Linked DNA regions of Homo sapiens: region 1 is linked to region 2. A link is a loop called in an ENCODE intact Hi-C map of the cell type or tissue named here. Cell type or tissue: PC-3. All regions are shown on one strand. Each heading gives the region's core, and the rest is flanking DNA. Links, peaks and the distances in the headings are about the cores only.

The links. Peaks named below come from ENCODE experiments on the same cell type or tissue, not always from the same donor. Only the 100,000 strongest peaks of a DNase experiment are listed, where the experiment ranks them.
Region 1: a loop joins it to region 2, with 5 times the contacts of the local background. A loop is called at or near these places in 13 of 110 quality-filtered maps.

The regions. Positions count from the first base shown.
Region 1 is chr3:38,002,955-38,005,856 of GRCh38, reverse strand. VILL (villin like) reads right to left here. Exons shown (of 20, transcript NM_015873.4): 15 at 2,544-2,689; 16 at 1,458-1,602; 17 at 1-65. Among named protein-coding and RNA genes, the nearest start is that of VILL, 14 kb to the right of the region's middle. RefSeq lists a silencer at 2,238-2,287. In PC-3, for the core only: CTCF peaks have their summits at 1,269 (motif pointing left), 2,097 and 2,304 (motif pointing right); DNase peaks (open chromatin) are centred at 1,086 and 1,286; H3K4me3 peaks cover 353 bases; H3K27ac peaks cover 1,833 bases.
Region 2 is chr3:38,139,563-38,142,464 of GRCh38, reverse strand. MYD88 (MYD88 innate immune signal transduction adaptor) reads right to left here. Exons shown (of 5, transcript NM_002468.5): 2 at 2,467-2,601; 3 at 1,897-2,077; 4 at 1,617-1,708; 5 at 1-1,333. The coding sequence ends at 1,179. Among named protein-coding and RNA genes, the nearest start is that of MYD88, 2.4 kb to the right of the region's middle. In PC-3, for the core only: a CTCF peak has its summit at 1,703; a DNase peak (open chromatin) is centred at 394; H3K4me3 peaks cover 367 bases; H3K27ac peaks cover 1,352 bases.

The DNA of each region.
Region 1 (2,902 bases), core at 179-2,678, 140 kb after region 2:
TACTCCTGGCCCCAGGCCACCGCCTCCTTCCACTCACTTGCAGCTTCCCCAAGCCACAGGAAGATCTGAGCCACAGAGGGGACCTGGCCTTGGGCAGGTGGAGGGGCTGCCCAGAGCTGACCCCTTCCTGTCCACTCCCTGTCCAGTTGTCCCAGACAGAACCCCACATACACATCCCTGGCCAAGCAGACACACCCAGCAAGCGGCTGTACCCACACACCCGTGAACACACGAGAAGGTCACAGGAATGCATGCATACATGCACACACACGTTCAATCCACACATTTTTTTTTTCTTGCATGATTTACCTGGAGATCAATCCACAAATACTTATTGAGCACCTACTGTGTGCCGGGCATTGGTCTAGGCTTTGGGGAGTCAACAATGAAAGAAAATGGACAAAAATCCCTGCCCTTATAGAGCTTTCATGAGAGAGCAAGTCACATGTATGTCTGGAGGAAAAGTGTCCTAACCAGAAGAAACAACCGGTGTAAAAGCCCCGAGGTGGCCGTGTGCCCGGCATGTTCAGGGAACACAAAGAGGCCATTGTGGCTGCAGCAGAAGCAGTGAGGGGGGAGCAGGGGGAAATTGGGTCAAAGAGTTGGGGCTGGCCAGGTCACGTAGGGCTGTGGTAAGAGCTCTGGGTTTGTTCTGAGTAGATGGGAGCACACAGCTTCATCACCAATTCAAACAGTGCTGTAGACACGGCCCCACAGAGATGCAGAGAACACACATTATTGCAGCTTACACAGACACACAGTCATCCATCGCCACACAGCCAGACAGCAAACCATAGCCACACACTGTCATCCACTGTTGTCAGACACAGAGCTGCATGCAAACACAACAGCACTTGTTTACACAGCCACGCACACCCGGCCAGTTATACCACTGTGCGCAGAAACACAGACCCACAAACACACCCATCCATCATTCGCCCACAGCCAGTCATAGTCTTGCTCACAGACACATTTTCACCAGTTGCCACTGGTCTGGCCAGTTCTAGCATCACGTGACCTCACAGTCACTGACAAAGTGTCACACACAGGTGCACGAAGGCAAACACTCACACCAAGCCACACACATGAATGATGCGATTGGGCATTCCAATCACAGTCACTCATGCAGCACCGACACATGCTCGGCCGCAGGCACTGTCGCTGGAGCCACACATAGTATCATAAGGCACACAGGGCCACACACAACTGCAAACATGGTCTCAGTTACCCCTGAGTTCCAACACACTCCTAATCTCCCGGAGTCTCACTGCTGCCACCTGGTGATGCACACTCATCCATGGTCTCATATGCACCGCAATGCAATTGCTCAGTGACAGGGTCAGACTCACCCACAGCCCTGTGTACAGAGGCAGATGGCTAGATACACACACACCCAGTTACACAAACAGAAACACACCCCCGTTCACAGCCCCACCAGGCAGGGATGGCCACCTTACCTCCTGCCAGGTGTCCAGTAACATGATGTCATACTTGTCCAGGTCCTCCTGGCTGAAGAACCCCACTTCTGCGAGGACCAGGCAGCCCATGTGGCTGGAGCACTCAAACAGTCGTGGCTGGAAGCTGGGGACCTCCTCAGGGAGCCTGGCCAGCACGGACAGCAAGGCTGTGAGCCACCCAGAGGGGCACCCCAGCCCATGGCACAAGTGCCCCACCCCAGGGCCTGGGAAGCCACTTCTCAGGAGTGGGAGCCCTGGGCCCTCCTCTGAGCCCCGTGGTTTCTCCCCGAGCACTCCGCTCTGCTCTGGGTACAGGGTCCCTCTCTGCTCATGGAGAAAGCTCTCGCCCCACCCAGCTGTGACGCAAGGTGCCCCATGAATTTCCCTAGGAGAGGGCTGCAGGGGTAGGGGAGGGCCTGAGCTGGAGTCTCGCCCTCCCTGGGATGGGAGGAGCTCCTCAGCCCACCCCTGGCAGAGAGTAGGTCTCCGGCCCAAAGTGGAAGGAGGCAAGCCAGGCTGGGAGAAGGAGACGGGAGTACTGAGCTCAGGAGAATTGTGGGGAGTGCAGCACATAAACCAAGCCCCACAGGCAGACCAAGAGCGACCAGGACTCAGCTCCCTCCTCCCCTTGAGGCCTCACTCCTACCTCCTACACACACCCTGTCCACTTACACACCACACACAACACCCTGAATACACCTGTTCTTGCACATCCACACACACTGTATACCCACACATCATATGACACTGTATACACACACACTGGGCACCGTGATCCCTGAGGACTGTAGGGTGGGGAAGGGTGCTTTGTCCCCTGGCCCAGGACCAGGACAATGCAGGGAGGGGATGCTGCCAGCAGAGGTCGCCACTGCCCCCACTCTCCCCAGCATCTGAGAGACGCAAGTTACCCAGGCCTGGGAGCGAAGCGTGGGCTGTACTTGTGGGAGCCTCTGTGAGTGGGAAACTGAGAGTCCTTGGTTCTAGTCTCGTCTTGCCAGCTCTCTGTGTGAATCCCAGTCACCCACCCTCCTCTCTGGGCCTCAATTCCTCCTCTGGGTAAGAACACTCTCCTCCCAACCCTGTTACCTCTTGTTGCTGGGGTAGGGGGCCCGGCCTCCCAGGGCCTCCCAGAAGTGGGGAGGCTCCTGACCCTCCAGCACCGTTTCCTCATTCTTCCTGGAAATGACAGTGACCACCACCCGTGCCATCTCACGCTGATCACCATTACAGCCCTAGCAGGCAAAGAGATGGCTCAGGCCCTGCATGAGGAGGGGCCTTCACCTCCGGCCCCACGTCCCGTTCACAGGGTGTATGGGGTGGGGCTGGGCCCAAGTCACAGGAGGCCTAAGCTGACAGCAGGACACCAGTGAACAAGGCATCTTCCTCACCCTACAGGCCTGTGTCCCCAGTTGATCTGGATCGCAGGGTCTGGGACCCTCGCAGGG
Region 2 (2,902 bases), core at 254-2,753:
GAGAAAAGGAATAGATGAGTGCCCAATTTTTGTTCAGGGACATGGTTAGGCTCCCTCAGTGATGGGACTTTCCCACCTAGCTGTTCCTGGGAGCTGTACCTAGAAAAACGTGTGTATGCTGGTGCCTGTGTGTGTGAGAGTACATGTCTGTACATATATGTGTGTGTCTGTATGTGAGTCTGTATGTGCCCATGTGCCCACAAGCTTTGGGGCAGGAGGCTTTTATATGGTCGCTGTTTGTAAACAAATAACTTTGTAAGGCAATCAAGGTACAAAGTTGGTGGGAAAGCTCTCTGCAGGTGGCCCAGGGAGGAAGGCTCCCTGCTCACATCATTACAGTGACTCATCCCCAGAACTCATACTTGATGAATATGCCAGAGGCCAGGATCCCTTCTCATGCCAGGTGGAGCTGAGAGCATGACCACAGGCATCCTGACAGGTGGAAATGAAAAGCAGCCCAAGCTGCTCAGGCGAGTCTCTTGGGGACTTGTCACTGCTGAAGGTTGGGCAGAAGCTGGGAGGTGTGAAAGATGCAGATGAGAGGTGGACCCATTAGGAAATAAGGCTCAAGGTGGGGTCTCCTTGGGCTGGGCCAAACTGCTTCCCCACCTGCCCTGTGGGGAAGGAGGAAGTGGAATGGGCGGTGTGCAGAGGCACTGAAGCATCAGTAGGCATCACTGTGGAAGAAGCTGCCCCAGCAGTGTCGTGGTCACAGCAGTGGCCAGCATGTAGTCCAGCAACAGCCAGCTCTCCCGCAGCCAAGCCTGGTCTCCCCCAGGAGACCCAGAGCTATGCTTCACCATTTCCTACAGGGATTCAAACACAGCTACTCTCTGTTCTCCCCATCCCACTCCTCAAGTGAGGAAACTGAGGGTGAAGATGTGTGAATGGCTCAGAGCTGAGCTGGCTCTGCTGGTCCTTCTTAGTCTCAGCTGGTCCTGTTCTATAGTGTCCTGGCTGATAATCCAGCAAGTGGACATGCCACTCACAGCCACTGGTTCCATGCAGGACATGAAATGTGATGTCCAGCTGCTGCAGACGTGTCTGTGAAGTTGGCATCTCCAGGAATTGAGAGGTAAGTAGAGCACAGATTCCTCCTACAACGAAAGGAGGAGGCAGGGCAGAAGTACATGGACAGGCAGACAGATACACACACACCCAGGGCCTCAGAACAGTCTTCAGGGCAGGGACAAGGCCTTGGCAAGGCGAGTCCAGAACCAAGATTTGGTGCAGGGGTTGGTGTAGTCGCAGACAGTGATGAACCTCAGGATGCTGGGGAACTCTTTCTTCATTGCCTTGTACTTGATGGGGATCAGTCGCTTCTGATGGGCACCTGCAAGCCAAGGGGTGCCATGCTGGCATCAGGCCCTTGCCCCATGGTGGGACAAGCCCAGTCTTCAACCCCAGGGTTAACAACAGCCATCCCCCATCTAAGTACCCCTGGCACACATTCACTCACACAAAAAGGCACACACATGCACACATGCTCAGGTGTGCAGAGATCTTCAGCAGTTCTTTGGTACTGCATCCACAGTCCTTGGGGAGGGAAGGCTGACAATCCAGAGGCCCCACCTACACATTCCCTCATTCTCTTGCCAGAGCAGGGTTGAGCTTACCTGGAGAGAGGCTGAGTGCAAATTTGGTCTGGAAGTCACATTCCTTGCTCTGCAGGTAATCATCAGAGACAACCACCACCATCCGGCGGCACCTAGGGGAGAGTGGGCAGGCTGCAGGTCCTGTGGCAACTTAGTTCAGCATATCCCCTGGGAATAGCTTCAGGAAGGGCCCACTGTGCCCAGGCTGGACAGTGCACAGCTAGGAGGAGATGCCCAGTATCTGGACCCCAGGGCAGGGCTTCATGCATCCACGCACCCACCCCGTGGCCTTCTAGCCAACCTCTTTTCGATGAGCTCACTAGCAATAGACCAGACACAGGTGCCAGGCAGGACATCGCGGTCAGACACACACAACTTCAGTCGATAGTTTGTCTGTTCCAGTTGCCGGATCATCTCCTGCACAAACTGGATGTCGCTGGGGCAATAGCAGATGAAGGCATCGAAACGCTCAGGCATATGCCCTGGGTGCAGAGCACAAGGGTGGTGGTCAGAGCTCCATGGGAAGGCTTGGGAGGGATCCAGCCAAGAGTCCCCTGCCTAGGCAACCCTGGGCCCTGCACCCTTCCCAAGATGATACTCCTCAGAGAAAGTGCCCTTTCCAGGAGAGGAAAGATGAGTACCTCAGGGGCTAAGCTCTGGATTAACCACGAGACAGACATTATTTCATGAGCATCTCACAGCAATCCAGAGGTAGGACTATTATCTCCATTTCTTAGGTGAGGAAACTGAGGCTCAGAAAGATTAAGTGACTTGCCCAAGGTCTCACAGCCCATCTGCTTCAAACACCCATGCTCTTAACACCACAATGTCCTATTCCACCTGTCCCATGGGAACAGTATTGGACCCTTACCCAGGGGGTCATCAAGTGTGGTGATGCCCGCCAGCTCTGCTGTCCGTGGGACACTGCTGTCTACAGCGGCCACCTGTAAAGGCTTCTCAGCCTCCTCCTGCTGCTGCTTCAAGATATACTTTTGGCAATCCTCCTCTGTGGGGAAGAGACAGAGTAAAGCAGCCTCCCTGGGAGTGCCTACCTCTTTACCCACAGTCAGGATCCAGCCGCTGTCCCACCTCCTCTGGCTGGGTTGTTCTAGAGGGCTTCCCCAGTTCACTGGTGCCACGCGAAGCTCAACGGCTCTGAGAAGTTGAGCTCCCACTGGCTCTAACTGACCCAAAGGGATGTCAGTGGTGTTCTGGCTTTCTGGAAGGCCATCAAAGTCAGGTTTGTATCTCTGTCCCTTCCTAGGGATCCTAAGAATGGTACCAAGGTAGGTCTGCTTCTTCTGGGA